2 separate regions of the Homo sapiens genome follow, and region 2 is linked to region 1. The links are chromatin loops, found by intact Hi-C in ENCODE. Cell type or tissue: gastrocnemius medialis. All regions are shown on one strand.

Region 1 (8,000 bases):
TGCTCTGTTACTCAGGTTGGAGTACAGTAGTGTGATCTTGGCTCACTGCAACCTCTGCCTCTCAGGCTCAAGTAATCCTCCCACCTCAGTCTCCTGAGTAGCTGGGACCACAGGCACCCACCATCATGCCTGGCTATTTTTTTTTTTGTATTTTTAGTAGAGACAGGGTCTCGCCATGTTGCCCAGGCTGGTCTTGAACTCCTGAACTCAAGCGATCCACCCGCCTCGACCTCTCAAAGTGCTGGGATTACAGGTGTGAGCCACTGCGCCTGGCCTTCCTTATTTTTTTCTAAGGGGTTTCTAAGGGGTTCACATTTTTATAACCATCTCCTTGCTTGCCCTAGTCTTGCATTTTAAGAATTAAACTATGCAAAATTCAAAGATATAATTCTCCCTAAAATGCCTTTTACATTTATTTATTTATTCAGCAAATGTTTATTGACTTCTCATTGTGTTAGGCATCAGAGTTAATGATAGGTAAGGAAAACGTGATCTCTGCCCTCAGGGTGTATAGTGTAGAAGTTTGTAAAGAAGCTTTGTTTCACATACACCTTAACAGAGTACATGCACACACATACACACACACATAAATATACATATATAATACATTATTATATGCTTCAGAATTTCTAGCTTGCTTATAATTTGAAGACCTTTAAGCCCAACTGCTGCTCATCAGAAGTCCTAACTTGGTTAAAGAAAGGGGTACATTGTTGAATCACAATTATGAAGAACATTTTGCTAAAGAACATGACCTTGCATTCTCCCTGTGCATAGGACATCTTGGAAGTTGAAGAGTAAAAAATCCATCTCGGTGTCAAACTGCCTGCTACTCTGTTTTCCTAAAACCAGGAGGGAGTGGGTGGCCTTCATTTGTGCTGCTTCTGTTTGCAGGCTGTGAATGAGGACTGGCACCCCTGGCTGCTTTGCTGTTGTGTGTTGGTGTTTGAACACCGGTCAGCATATTGCTTTGCTATTGTCACGTTATTTGTATAATCCCAGCAGCTGGCAATTGTGTAATAATTTTTGAGAGCCCCAGATATTTGCTTAGAGAGAATAAAAATAGGCAGAGAATGAGGTGTGCTCTGCATCCCGTGCAGAACGTTGTATGACTGCACTTCACAATGACAGGATTGTTTCTTGGTTAGAATTTCCCGTGGGACTTTCCCTACTCAAAGTTCAGAGAAGGGTCATGCATTCTGGAAGGGAAGCCTGTCTTATCCTCTTTGCATGCACTGACAGAGCTAGAAAAATTGCCTCAGCCCTTGCAGTCTGGTCAGGCTTGTACTGATAGGGAACTCATAAACGGCTGTATTAGTCTGTTCTCATACTGCTATGAAGAAATACCCAAGACTGGGTAACTTATAAAGAAAAAGAGGTTTAATGGATTCACAGTTCCATGTGGCTGGGGGAGCCTCACAATCATGGAGGAAGGCAAAGGAAGGGCAAAGGCATGTCTTACATGGCGGCAGGCAAGAGACCATGTGCAGGGGAACTGCTCTTTATAAAACCATCATCTTGTGAGACTTATTCACTATGATGAGAAGAGCATGGGAAAAACCTGCCCCCATGATTCAGTTACCTCCCAACAAGTCCTTCCCATGACATGTGGGGATTATGAAAGCTACAATTCAAGATGAGATTTGGGTGGGGACACAGGCAAACGATATCAATAGTCACAATGGTTTTGAGCCTGAGGTCTGTACCAGTATGCAGACTTAGAAGAGCACAGAGCCACATCTTTGTCTCCTGCTTTTTGTTCCATGGTGGCAAGAGTATCGGTCTGGAGCTAGATTGCTGGGATTGAAGCTTGTCTCTTTCACTTACTAATTGTGCTAAAATTCTCTGCACCTCAGTTTCCTAACCTGTAAAACAAGGATAATATTAACGAGAATTCTATCTTACACACTTGTTAAAAGGAATGAATTAAAGGAGACAATACAGTGCTCAGCACAATGTTGGACATATAGCGAGGGTATTAATTAGCTGCTACTGTATAGCAATAATGCTGCCTAACAAATAGCCCTAATTATTGCAGTGGCTCATACAACAAACTATATTTATCTTACTTATGAGGTGGCCAGTCAACTGGGATTGGCTCTCCTTCATGCTGTAAGTCAAGTTCAGGTCTGCTCCAGGCATCTCTCATCTCTCCACCAGATGCTACCAGCAGCTACCAGGGACATATTCTTCTCCTTCTTCTCATGCCAAATGGCAGGAGGACATGAGGAATGTTAAACTGTCCTAGTATATTTAAAGCCTCTGCACTCATCATGTTTGCTAGCATTTCATTGGCCAAGGCAAATGACATGGCCAAACCCAAACCCATGTCAGTAAAGTGCGAAAGTATACTCTTCTCACAGTAGAAGACATGGCAAAGTGACATGGCAAGAATGTGGATTATAATCATATTACATGGGGGAAAAGAATTGGGAGTAAAAATTTGATCTACCAAAGCAAGTTCCCTATGTAACAAGATGTTGAGTGGGACTTTTTTATTGCCCCGAATGGGCATTCAGATTGCAAAGCTAAAAATAAAGTCTTAGACACTCTATTTGTTAAATAACTGGAATTCCTCATGACTTTCAAGAGGTATCAAAACTGGCTTTGGGACCCACAACTCTAAGCCCCTGGGTCTATGTAAGTAGAGGGATTAAAAAAAGTGGGTAGAATTTTTGAAATCTTGGCCTGTAACAAATACTAGCTTGAGGTGAAACACTTTTTGTTCCCCATAAAACCAAGAAAAGGGCCTCCAAGAGACTCCCTTATGGGGAGTGGAGATGCTTGCAAAAAGGGAGACAGGGTACCTTGCACCCTAGCTGGGTGTTTGCTGATCCATGGTTCTGGTGGAATGGAGTCTACTATTCAGGAGAGTGCTTTAGAGGGTTTGATGTGTGCCCTGGAGTTTGGGGCATAGAAGACATAGAGCCTGGTGCCTCTTCTAGTCTGGAAATTTTGGCAGGCAGCTGATTTAATGGAGTAGCCCATGCCAGCAAGAAAGATGGGTGGTAGTACAGTGCTAAGGGAAGAAAAGAACATTTTTTCCTTTGCATTCATTGAGGGCTTGGGAAGGTACAGAAAGCTCCACAGGAAGAAGCCTGATGTGTAGGGGAGGAGCAGGAGCCCCAGGGCTGTCCAGGCTCAATCACAAAAGGAGGAAATCTGCCTGGAGAAGAGGCTGGGTGTGTGGACAGCTGGAGGGTCTGAAGCGGGACCCAGCTGCCCCTTTCTGAGAGGCTCCCTACTGCCCAAGAGGGCCGAGGTGAGGCTGAACACTGTCTCAAGAAAACTTTATACACAGAAGCCACCACATCAGACAGCCCAGTCCAAACCAGAGCCATGCCAGGGAGGGACATCTCTCTGTCATCATCATCATAATAGCTCTTGCTGTGATTACGCTTCACTCATTCTTGTTTGAATGAACAAAATTAATCTGCCTCCTTCCTCCATTTCTGGTTCCTCTTCATAGCTTCTTGCCTCCTCTCATCGGCTCTGTGTGGAGACTTGCAATACTTTATATACTGGTGAATGAGCTGTCTCGGCTTGGAGGCAGGGCCTGTGGGGGTGGGCGTGCTGGCTGATCCGCTTGGGGCTCCCGGCTTTTACTCCTAATCCTCAGCTTCTGTCTGGCCTGTAGCAGATGGAATCCTCTGCAGGATGCTTGGCCAGTTGCTTCACTTTTTAAAACAAGGCAGGGTCCAAAATACATAAATAAAATGCTGGCAGGGAGCATATCTTTGCAAGGAGCAAAGGGTTGGCATTTCTAAGGGAATAAGCTTTCCCCAACGGTAGGAGCTATCTTTTTAAGGATAAATCCTTTTCTAATTTGACAATCTTTTAGCTCTCAGGGAGATATTAAATAGCTCCAATGGATGAAGAAAGAAGTTAAGATTTCCTAAGGTACTTTGTCATTTGAGACGCGAGTACAGAGCTACGGCCAGCAATTCATTTGTTCTCATGCTTAGATCTGGGCCATTTGGTGACCTGCCTGAATTTAGCAAGTGACAAACCCCACTCCTGGCTCTGATTGTGTAAACTGATACAATACCCAGAGTGCGACTCGTTTCAAGCTTTGCGTTTGCCATGGATTTGGAAATTACCCAAATCTATTGCTGAAATTAGTGAATATTCAAGTTTCCAGCCAGGTGGCTGGTTTCCTTATGCCTATTAACTTTTTCTTTCTGATTAGAAAGGTGGTATTTGCCATTGAATACAATTTGGAAAATAGGAAAACTTATAAATGATAAAGCTCTTCATTCATGCTGCCAAGTTGCATTGTAGAAAGCTTGTTCTAGTTAACCTGACAGCTAGCACTATGCATGTGCCCCTCAATGCATCTTTGTTTGCAATGAGTATTATCCTTAGAAGGAAAATAAAACATTGTCAATTTGTTAGGTGAGAAAATATTTTATTTTTCATTTATTTGATTGCTTATGAGATTGAGCACTTTTATTTATTGACTGATTGTATGTCCCCTTCTAAACATTGTTTTTCCATGCTGTATGTCCATTTTAAATTAAGCATTAGTGTTTTCCATATTTGTAAAAGCTCCGCATATATTGAAGATATTATTCTCCTTGTTACTCTCATAAGAAATACTTATAAGAAATATTCTCATAAGTGTTGCAAATATTTTCCAAATCGATTTGCCTTTGATTTTGTATTTGTATGGTTTCCAGCCTGGGCGCCAGAGCAAGGCTTTTTGTATTAGTCTGTTTTCACACTGCTGTAAAAGACTACCTGAGACTGGGAAATTTATGAAGAAAAGAGGTTTAATTGACTCACAGTTCCACAAGCTTAACAGGAAGCATGACTGGGAGGCCTCAGGAAACTTAAAATCATGGCGGAAGGTGAAGGGGAAGCAAGCACCTTCTTCCCATGGTGGCAGGAGAGAGAGAGTGAGGGAGGAAGTGCCACACACTTTTAAACCATCAGATCTTGTGAGAACACACTCACTATCGTGAAAACAGCATGGGGAAATCTGCCTCCGTAATCTCATCACCTCCCACCAGGTCTCTCCCCCAATATTTGGGAATTATAATTCAACATGAGATTTGGGTGGGGACATGGAGCCAAACCATATTACTTTGTCTCTTAAAAATGCTTTGTATTTTAAAATAAGAATAGAGGGCAGGCACGGTGGCTCACATGCCTGTAATCTCAGCAGTTTGGGAGGCTGAGGCAGGCAGATCCCTTGAGCCCGAAAGTTGGAAACCAGCCTGGGCAACAGGGTGAAACCCCATCTCTACAAAAAATACAAAAATTAGCCAGGTGTGGTGGCATGCGCCTGTAGTCATAGCTACTTGGGAGGCTGAGGTGGGAGGATCACTTGAGGCTGGGAGACTGAGGTTGCAGTGAGCTGTGATCGTGCCACTGCTCCAGCCTGTGTGACAGAGTGAGAACCTGTCTCAAAAAAAAAAAAAAAGAAAGAAAAAGTAAAAGAAACATTTCACTTATAGAGAACTTAATACAATCTAGGCTTTGAGTTCTTTAAATTCAATATCTCATTTAATCCTTCCAGTTTTCTCAACATGATTCAGGTAGTAGATGGCAGAGCTGCAGCACCCACTCAAGACTTTCTGATTCTGAAGCCTGAACTGTTAACCTCTGCAGTCTATACAGTCATCCCCTCGCTTAAGATTTTTGCAAATTGTTTCCCATGGTTTAAGGTGGCAGAGAACTAGTCTTTTAACACGCTAATTTTTGGTCTTATGTTAGTAACTCGTTTCATTTTTTTTTCTCTTTGAAATAAAAAAGTGTTAAGGTAAGGCTAACTTTGCTTGAAGTTTAGTGAGCACCGCTGATTTCGAGTCAAAGTTTTCTTCACCTCAGGCGAGTTTTTATCTAGTGCTGTGGTTCTCAATCCTGGCTGTACTTTAGAATCAAGTGAGAAATTTATTAATTTTCCCCCCTAACCCTCCTGAGAATACTTAAGCCAGAATCTCTAGGGATGGGAGTATAAATTGAATTTTTTAAAAATAAGCTGCCCAATGATCCTAATGTGCAGCCAAGACCCAGTGACAGAGCAAACCTTCAATTATTATTACTGTTTCTATTGCTTTATTTTCCCATAATTCTTGGGTAGAATCTTGCTTCTTTTTCTTTCATGTCTATTATGTCATTATTTTTTACCTTTTTATATTTTTTTCTTTTCTGTCTGAAGGTAGACTTGACATGTGGGCAAACCGAGCAGGGCACCCATTAGCTGGAAGGGAAGAAAGCAGAGTTGGCTTAGAGATGAATGCAAATAAGATCTGAACACCAGCTCTCTTGAACCACATGGGTGCTTATCTTGCCCAGGGAATTAATTCCTTTACACCACTCCTTTCCCCTTCGCGCTCACCTCAAGAAACCATCTATTTATATATTAATAGTGTTTTTTTTTTTTTTTGAGATGGAGTCTCGCTCTGTCACCCAGGCTGGAGTGCAGTGGCGCGATCTCGGCTCACTGCAAGCTCTGCCTTCTGGGTTCACGCCATTCTCCTGCCTCAGCCTCCCGAGTAGCTGGGACTACAGGTGCCTGCCACCACCCCCAGCTAATTTTTTGTATTTTTAGTAGAGACGGGGTTTCACCATGTTAGCCAGGATGGTCTCGATCTCCTGACTTCATGATTCGCCTGCCTTGGCCTCCCAAAGTGCTGGGATTACAGGCGTGAGCCACTGCGCCCGGCCCAATGGTGTTTTAAAAGTAATGCTTGCCTGTTGACTCCAGGAGTCTGACGCCAAAGACTGAACTCCCAATATGTGCTAAACCATCTCCTCTTTGGACTCCCACTATCTCAGCTACTAGAAATGTATTATCTCATCGATATATGTTCCATTAAAGCCAGGGGTGTCGTAGATGCAGGTACAATGAGTACAGAGTCAGATTCAGAGAAGGAGTTGATCAACGATATCCTCTCCCTCCTCCATCAAGAATTAAGTCATGCTGTACACAAATGGAGTCTCCAGACATCCTCCCTGGGGAAACAGTCTAGAAAGCAGGAATGGCTGGGGTTGATTTCCCTGTCTGAATAATTTTTAATGGCTCAGCTTTCTCCTGCTGGGTTGACTCTCTGATCCCTATGCCTTGTAAGCCATTTGGACACCTCACCCTGCTTCTCCTTCTCTGCCAACATGCATGCTGCAGAGCAGACTCCCCCATCCTGGTTTCCTCTCCATCCTTTTTGCTGCTTCTAGTGACTGCTTTGTCTGAGTGATTTAACAAAACTGGACGTTCCATTAAGATACTTTGCACCTGGGGCTCATCTTCCCCAATCATTTGTCTGTTCTTAGTCCTGTACTTTCCAAGACATCTATTGAAATAAGAGCTTCATCCTGGAGGATATTACATTAAATGAAATACGCCGGGCACAGAGAGACAAACACTGCCTGATCTCACTGATAAACGGAATCTAAAAAAGTTGAGCTCATCGAAGTAGAGAGTGGAATGGTAGTTACCAGGGGCTGGAGTGAGTGTGTTGGGGAGATCCTTGTTGGTCAAAGGATACTAAATTTCAGTTTGACAGGATTAATAAATTCAAGAGGTCTATTCTACAACCTGGTAGCTATAGTTAATAACAATGTATTGTATTCTTGAAAATTGCTGGTCAGGTGTGCTGACTCACTCCTGTAATCCCAACACTTTGGGAGGCTGAGGTGGGAGGATCACTTGAGCTCAGGAGTTTGAGACCAGCCTGGCCAACATGGCAAAACCCTGTTTCTACAAAACAAAGTACAAAAATTAGCTAAGCATGGTGGTGTGCGCTTGTAGTCTCAGCTACCTGGGAGGCTGAGGTGGGAGGACCACTTGAGCCTGGGAGTTCATTAAAGCTGCAGTGAGCCATGTTCATACCACTGCATTGCAGCCTGGTAACAGAGCAAGACCTTGTCTCAAAAACAAAAAATTGCAAAGGGAGTAGATTTTGTGTTCTTATCATACACACATACACACACAAAAAGATAAGTCTGTGAGGTTTAGCTTGGTTTAGCCATTCCACGATGTATTCATATTTGAAAAC
Region 2 (8,000 bases), 96 kb after region 1:
CCAGAACTTCCTTCCTTGCTAGTCTCAGAATTTAAAAGCTAGAAGTGTCAGCAGGCAGAGTTTGTCAACCTCATGAGAAGGGGATCATGGGTGTGTGGCCTTCTCTTTGATGACTCATTTGATGATAGCCATGGCAGTCTTCAGGATCACACTCAATTCTGCCATTGGCTTAGTGGCTTAAACTCTTCTTCTTCTCCTTCTTCTTCCATCTTCTTCCTCCTCTTCCTCTTCCTCCGCTGCTGCTGCTGCTGCTTCTTCTTCTTCCTTTTTTTTTTTTTTTTGTTGGAGTCTCGCTCTGTCGCCCAGGCTGGAGTACAGTGGCGCAGTCTCGGCTCACTGCAACCTCTGCCTTCCGGGTTCAAGCAATTCTTCTGCCTCAGCCTCCTGAGTAGCTGGAATTACAGGTGCCCACCACCACACCCAGCTAATTTTTGTATTTTTAGTAGAGACAGGGTTTCACCATATTGGCTAGGCTGGTCTCAAACTCCTGACCTCATAATCCACCCGCCTCAGCCTCCCAAAGTGCTGGGATTACAGGCATGAGCCACCTCGCCTGGGCTTTTTTTTTTTTTTTTTTTTTTGAGTTGGAGGTCTCACTGTGTTGCCCAAGCTGGTCTCGAACTCCTGGCCTCTAGAGATCCTCCCGCATCAGCCTCCCAAAGTGCAGGGATTATAGGCGTGTGCCACTGCACCCAGATGTTCAGTATTTTTAAACTAGACTTTCAGCCAGAAGAATTATTTTTGAATCAACTCTACTGTGAGAAAAAAAAATGCATGTTGAAATGCCCACCAGGTTATAACATCTCTTCTTTGCTCTGGGAGATTGAAGTGCATCAGAAATATGACCTGTTTCTAGATGCTCTCTTAGATAAACCTATGTTGTGTGCCATGAGCCTCCAGGTAGATTTGTGCAACAGCAGAGGCTTCCATTTCAATAGCTCTGACTTTTCTTTCCAAAGAAATATTGCTTCTCAGGAAAAACAAAAGCAAGAATGAAAACTCTCCAGAAAACTTGCTCTCTTTCTTCCTTGGGCTTACCCCAAATCTATCTCTGTGGGCTTCACTTTTCAAGTTTTAGGTGTCAATTAGCCGGCCCTCTGTTGTTACTGAAGCTCCTTTCCAACCTGGCCCTACCTTCCTTCCTACCTATGTCTGCTGCCTTCCCACTAAAGTCCCTGTGTGCTCCTGCTAGAGTCACTGGCCCCCATGTGAGTCCCATCATTAGGTAACTTGACAGGACTCAAGTTTGCTAAGATTCACTGTTTAATTCTGTCAGTCTTAGCATTTACTTAGGGCACACGTGTTCCTGCGTCATCATACAGGGATATGTTCAGTTGTTGCTTACAGTAAGTGCTCTTTGTTGGGTGTATTTAATGGCAAGGTAAAGTGGAATTGTAGAGGGATGTTCTGGTAGAGAATAAAGGAAGCTGGCTGGCCACGGTGGCTCACTCCTGTAGTCCCAGCACTTTGGGAGGCCGAGGTAGGAGAATCGCTTGAGCCCAGGAGTTTGAGACCAGCCTGGGAAACACAGTGAGACCCTGTCTCTATAAAAAAATTTTTAAAAAATAAGAAAAAGAAAAAAATATTTTAAAAAAGAAAGTGACTTTAAAAAGAGAAGCTGAGCACGGTGGCTCATGTCTGTAATCCCAGCACTAAGGTAGCCCGAGGCAAGGGGATCACTTGAGGCCAGGAGTTTGAGACCAGCCTGGCCAACATGGTGAAACCCTGTCTCTACTAAAAAAAAAAAAAAAAATACGAAAATTAGCTGGGCATGGTGGCTCACACCTGTAATCCCAGCTGCTTGGGAGGCTGAGGCAAGAGAATCACTTGAACCTGGGAGGTGGAGGTTGCAGTGAACTGAGATCGTGCCACTGCACTCCAGCCTGGGTGGTGGAGTGAGACCCTGTCTCAGAAAAATAAATAAACAAAAATAAAAAATAGGAAAGAGAGAGAATAGAGGAAGTCAGGATGCCAAGGCTGGGCTCTAAGTTGGCTTCCCAATAGGACCAATAGACTCATGGGCACATTTAACTTTTCCTCAAGCTGGTGTTACTTTCCAGTGAGATACCTATCTGGCAGTGGGAGATGCAGTTAGGGTGTAGCAGAGGCAGTTTGGTATAGCAGGTGAGTTTGAATCCTGACTCTTGAACTTACTAGCTGTGTGACCTTGGCAAGTGACTTAACCTCTCTGAGCCTTAGTTATCTATGGAATACAAAGGTAAAGGTATGTATCTCCTTGTGTTGTAAAGTTGAAATGAGATGATAAATTTAAAGTGCTCAACTCAGAACGTGCTACTTTCTCTCCACCTCGAAGGCAGCACTTCCTGTCTGGGTGGTCTTTGCCAAATGTCCATAATTCATCTGTAAAAATTTTTACCATGTCCCTGGCAAAGATCATATACCACCTCCTGTACTCCTCTTACTTAATTTTAAAAATTCAGGTCATTTTTACTAACTGACTGCATTCATTTAGTAAAGATACTATACCACTCCTATAAATATAGGGTTACTATAAAAAAAGACAGTAAAAATAATACAGTGTTATGTTATTGATGGTAGCCAGATACTATTCCCTTTAAAGGCTCTGAACCTGAGTCTTGTTTTCATTTCATTCAAAAGGATAATTAACAAGTTAGCAAGGAAGTGGTAGAGCTGTGCTGGCCCCCAAAAGGAGGCTTTTTCCTTGACAATCAAAAGGGATTGAAAGAACCCTGAAAATGGAATCACCATTTCTCTATGTGATTCAGTGTTATTGAATGGTATGTTCAAACACCTTTTGAAGTCATGTCAGATACCATCAAAGGTAGCATCTTCCACTTTGGGAAACACTTAACTTGGAAATCAGTCATATGGGAACAAAATATCAGCTCATGACTACTGGGAAGTGGACCGGTTCCGGATCTCTAGAGGAGGGAGCTGGCATGGACTGGTGGAGTGGGGTAGTGGTGACCCCAACCTGGGGATGAGGATTCAGGGCAGGGTTCCAGCAGAGTGGAAGTGCTAAAAAACCAGAGGGTCTCACCCAAGAAGGCCTCAGATTTGCTGCTTGTGGAGTGAGGTTAAGGGTCTCGTTGTCCTTTAGAGTGTGGTATGCATCTCTGCAGGAATTAGGGAATACCTAGGAAGGCATATCTGTGTGTGTGTTTATATAACAATAGCTATTTTTATTGAGCTCTTTCTTGGTGATGGACACTGTGCCAAACATTTTGAAAATGTTAACTCATTTAATTCTCATAACAATGCAATGAATAGGAATCCTTATTATCCTCATTTCACACATGAAGAAACTGAAGCTTAAGGTTCAGAAACCTGCTCTGATTCACAGAACTTGCGAATGGCAGAGCTGGTATCTGTAAAGAAATGCAGTGGGCAAGAATTCGCTTTACAACAGCCACTGTATGGCAAGAAATATCATTAACAATTGTTTTCCCGATGAAATCAAAACGAAGTAGGATTGGCAAGCTGCCCATAATTGGTCTTTGTTAGGGCTTCCTTCCCCATTCCACTGGCTCACTTATTTAAGTGTTCCCCAAACAGTTGTGGGGGGTGTGCTTGACTCCTTAGTCCATGGCTATAGCCACAGTGGTTCTCCTCGTTCTTTCTGCTCCTCAATGCTGCCTTCAGGAGCAAGCCTTCTGCCATCTGCCAGGCAGTTCTGTTTTGGATAAACTACAAGAGACGCTGCTCAGTGATTCTTGATTCTGTTTACCAGTCGTACTGCAGGCTGGGACCATTGTTGCTGACCCCAGGGCTGCAGGGTAAACGGCCTTCGCAGGCATCCCATAGCTATCCCACATCCGGAGCGCTGCCTGCAGGAGGGACAGGTTCTGTCTCCTCTTGGAGAGCTCACATTCCTTCGTCCAGGAGTCTTTGTCCTTGTGGTTGGGCATCTCCACAAGTCCAAGCACCAGCCCCTCATCCCCTTCCCTACCAGCTTAGCTCCTGCAAAGAGCTAATTAACTCTCTGAAGGCTTGGGTGAGGTCTTCTTTGGCCTTGCACTTGAATCACAATGAAACTGTTTCCTGGGGTAAGAACTTAGGCCAGAGGTTCTTGACTTTGAGTGAGCACAAAAATTACCCTGGGAGCTTGGAGATAAAGTGGATTTCCCTCCTCCTTCTGTTTTAGCAGTTTTGGAATGGGAGCCAGGCGTCTGCATTTAGCTAACACCAGGTGATTCTCTCCTGCAGGTGGTTTAAGGATCACACTAGAAAACAAATACGGGCTAGGTTTTGGAACACAGAGGAACAGAGAGAGAGAGAAAATACACTTTTCAGGGGGGAATTGGCAAACATTAACATCTTAACTGATCATCCTGCCAGAAATATTTGCATAGTATAAATACATATTCATATAATATTATGGATACTATTAGTATAACCATAAATACATGATCTACCTAGCATTTTTACCTGGTATTATAGTGTCATCATTTTCTCTTTTTTTCTTAAAAAGTCATTCAAAAACATGTTTCTTATATTCCCATAAGATTTAGCTGTATAAATATCTTAATATTTATTTACCTAACCCTTGTTATGTGACGTATGGCTTGTTTTCAAGGGTTGATGTAATAAATAATGTTTTGATAAACATACTTCTCCATAAATTATTGTTCTGCATTTGTATTTAAAACTAAAAACCATTATGAAAATTCAGACTAAGTCTGATGTTACTTTGAAGTATTTGGTATTACTTTAAAGTATTTGTTTTTTTCTCCAGCAAAAAAATTCGCAGGGTTTGGTTCTTATTTCATAACCAATTGTTTCTCCCACCTTGAAAACTAGCTTTCTGTTTTAACAAAATAGAAAATAGATGGATGATTCAGCTTAGAAGAAAGAAGTATTTTTAATATAATACTCATGAACCAACACTGTTGTAAGTGGGGCGAGTGCAGCAATTGTTGGAAGCCTCAAAGAACACTGTCTCCCATGCCAGCCAAATAAGCCCTGGTATTTTCAGCCCACGGGTTGATGTAATCTACCCCAGAAACATCAAGCAGGGTATTTCAGGAAGCATCACAGGTGGTTAAAACATATTTTATGGTCAGAAAGTTGATAACAAGTAACTCAAGCAGTCAGTCGGTAGAACCACTGCACCCCCAGCAATCTTAGCTGGGAACTTGTGGATGTAAATAGAAGGACTACAGGCAAGTGAGAAAGTAAATGGCTCTGTGTGTGTCCAAAGAACTGAACTTTTAATTTAACTTGTACATTTTCTTTCTTTTCTTTTTTTTTTGTTTTTTTGTTTTTTGAGATGGAGTCTTGCTGTGTTGCCCAGGCTGGAGTGCAATGGTGTGATCTCGGCTCGTGGCAACCTCCACCTCCCAGGTTCAAGTGATTCTCCTGCCTCAGCCTCCTGAGTAGCTGAGACTACAGGCATGTGCCACCACGCCCAGCTAATTTTTATTTTTAGTAGAGACGGGGTTTCTCCATGTTGGTCAGGCTGGTCTCGAACTTCCAACCTCAGGTGATCTGCCCGCCTCGGCCTCCCAAAGTGCTAGCCACTGTACCTGGCAATTTAACTTGTATTTTTTTTTTTTTAACAAAAGTAAAGCATAGCATTAAACCAGTTCATCTATTTATTCAAGGCAGGGACATTCTGTCTCATGGGCCATTTTCAACATCAGCAAGGCACTGAATAACTACCTTTTTTTTTTTTTTTTTTTGAGACCGAGCCTTGCTCTGTTGCCCAGGCTGGAATACAGTGGCACGATCTCAGCTCACTGCAACCTCTGCCTCCCAGGTTCAAGTGATTCTCCTGCCTCAGCATCCTGAATAGCTGGGATTACAGGTGTGTGCCACCACGCTCGGCTAATTAGTGGGGATGGGGTTTCGCCATGTTGGCCAGGCTGGCCTTGAACTCCTGACCTCAGATGATCTGCCCGCCTCAGCATCCCAAAGTGCTGGGATTCCAGGTGTGAGCCACCGCGCCTGGCCCTGAATAACTATTAACTGTGTTCATTAAGCAAACATTTTTTGAGAATCTTCTATGTTCAAGACTGTTTGGTTTTGGTGATTCAAAGATAAGTAAAATTCAGTGCTTTATCTATCTTGGACCTGCCCACAATCTCCTGGCAGAGAGAAACACATAAACAAAGAGACACCAATAATTCCAGTATAATATGATAATAGAAATATGTGTGCAATGCTATGGGACCTCTTGGAGTAATTCTGAACGTTTGGGGGGAGGGGGAAGGGATAGCATTAGGAGATATACCTAATGTAAGTGACGAGTTAATGGGTGCAGCACACCAACATGGCACATGTATACATATGTAACAAACCTGCATGTTGTGCACATGTACCCTAGAACTTAAAGTATAATAATAATAAAAAAGAATAAACAGCCACCAAACTGCCAAAACAAATGGCTAATCAGCTTGTAAATGTTGCTCTTAACTTGAAAGAGACATTATCCTGTCATATTCTAATGTAATAATAATTCTGTTATTATATATTACTTAGATGCTTCAAAGCATTTTCACAGATACATGAGAAAATATTGAGTCAGATGGCTAGACACGGTCTTAGAAATCGTCCAGAACAATCCCTCGCTTGAGAGGCGAGGAGCTGAGAACCCCAGAAGGTGAGTGACTTCATTCATGCTCCCTCAATGCCTTTATGGCAGGGATGGGACTATGATTCAGGTCCTGTCTCCAGTAGTCCAGTGGACTTTCTCTAACACAAAAGACTATTTTGTACGGAGTCCCATGCCCTCACTCAGTACTCACTATTGCTATGACCATCTCAATTAGGATGGGAACTAAAGTAAAAGGTATTCTTTCTTATCGTTGCTAGGATAGTGGCTGAGACCCCTATAATGAAAGACAGATTAACAAGAGAAAAGCACACAAATTTATTTAATATAAGTTTTATGTGACATGGGAGCCTTCAGAAATGAAGACTCTCCAAAAAAACAGGAGAACTGTTTATTGTTCTGGACAGTTGTGCAGCAATATGATTGGAGGACAAAAGGGCATGGTCTCATGAGAATGAGCTGGGGGAATTTACCAAGGCCTGTCTGCTCAGTTTCATCTCTGTGTCCCTGTGTCTTCAGAGATAAGGATATTCTTTTCCTGTGGGTATAGGGTGGGCACTTCTGGAATGAAGATTTTATGACCTACTTTAGAGGAAAGTCAGAACACATTTTTACAATCTGCTTCAGGGGAGAAGGGGAAGGGGAAGGACAGAAAGCCCCTCCTGCTTCTGCTGTTTTCTCAAATGCCAAGGTGCCAAATTTTGGGGGAGTGTGTCTGGAACCTCACCCCTTTCCACAAAGCTGACACATATGAATATCTCATTAGTACCCGTCTGAGTGTGTTGACTCTTCTCTTTCTTTATATAAAATAGAATTACAATAAGGTTCTCAAATAACATTTTCTCGGGCTTTGTCCCTATAATGCCTCAGTGTCCACCAAATTCCTGCCAAATAGTTCCAGGAGTACCCAAGGGTATCCAGTCCTTCTAAGCATGGGATGTCTGCCATTTTCTTCTTCTGCCCTGACTCACTGGGGTGAATCTCTTGCCAAAACTGACTGCAAGTGAAGTCACAGATGCTACCGACTCCTGCTAAAGGGACCACCAGATGTGCTCAGCTCTCTATGGGTGGGCCCTGAGGATACTGGTATCTGGTATCTTGGCTAAGGGGACCATCTTTTGTTATTGTTCACAGCAGAGTTGCTATATTTTGGGCTTGCTTTCTTTCTTCTTTTTTTTTAATACATGGTCTTTCTCTGTCACCCAGGCTGGAGTGCAGTGGCATGCTCACAGCTCACTGCAACCTCCGCCTCCCGGGTTCAAGCCACTCAAGCCATCCTCCCTGCCTCAGCCTCCCTAGTAGCTGGCACTACAGGTGTGCACCATCACACCCAGCTAATTTTTGTACGATTTTCAGAGATGGGCTTTCTCCATGTTGCCCAGGCTTGTCTCAAACTCCTGGTCTCAGGTGATCCACCCAACTTGGCCTCCCAAAGTGCTGAGAGTACAGACATGAGCCACTGCAC

What was found. A loop is a pair of places that touch in the nucleus more often than their neighbours do. Peaks named below come from ENCODE experiments on the same cell type or tissue, not always from the same donor. Only the 100,000 strongest peaks of a DNase experiment are listed, where the experiment ranks them.
Region 2: a loop joins it to region 1, with 15 times the contacts of the local background. A loop is called at or near these places in 6 of 110 quality-filtered maps.

Annotation. Positions count from the first base shown.
Region 1 is chr15:91,115,402-91,123,401 of GRCh38, forward strand. All of the region lies in intron 1 of SV2B (synaptic vesicle glycoprotein 2B), which reads left to right. Among named protein-coding and RNA genes, the nearest start is that of SV2B, 19 kb to the left of the region's middle. RefSeq lists an enhancer at 971-1,280. In gastrocnemius medialis, no CTCF peak of the experiment used is centred here; DNase peaks (open chromatin) are centred at 2,146 and 3,990; H3K27ac peaks cover 3,629 bases.
Region 2 is chr15:91,211,243-91,219,242 of GRCh38, forward strand. All of the region lies in intron 1 of SV2B (synaptic vesicle glycoprotein 2B), which reads left to right. Among named protein-coding and RNA genes, the nearest start is that of SV2B, 110 kb to the left of the region's middle. In gastrocnemius medialis, no CTCF peak of the experiment used is centred here; a DNase peak (open chromatin) is centred at 4,999; H3K27ac peaks cover 2,282 bases.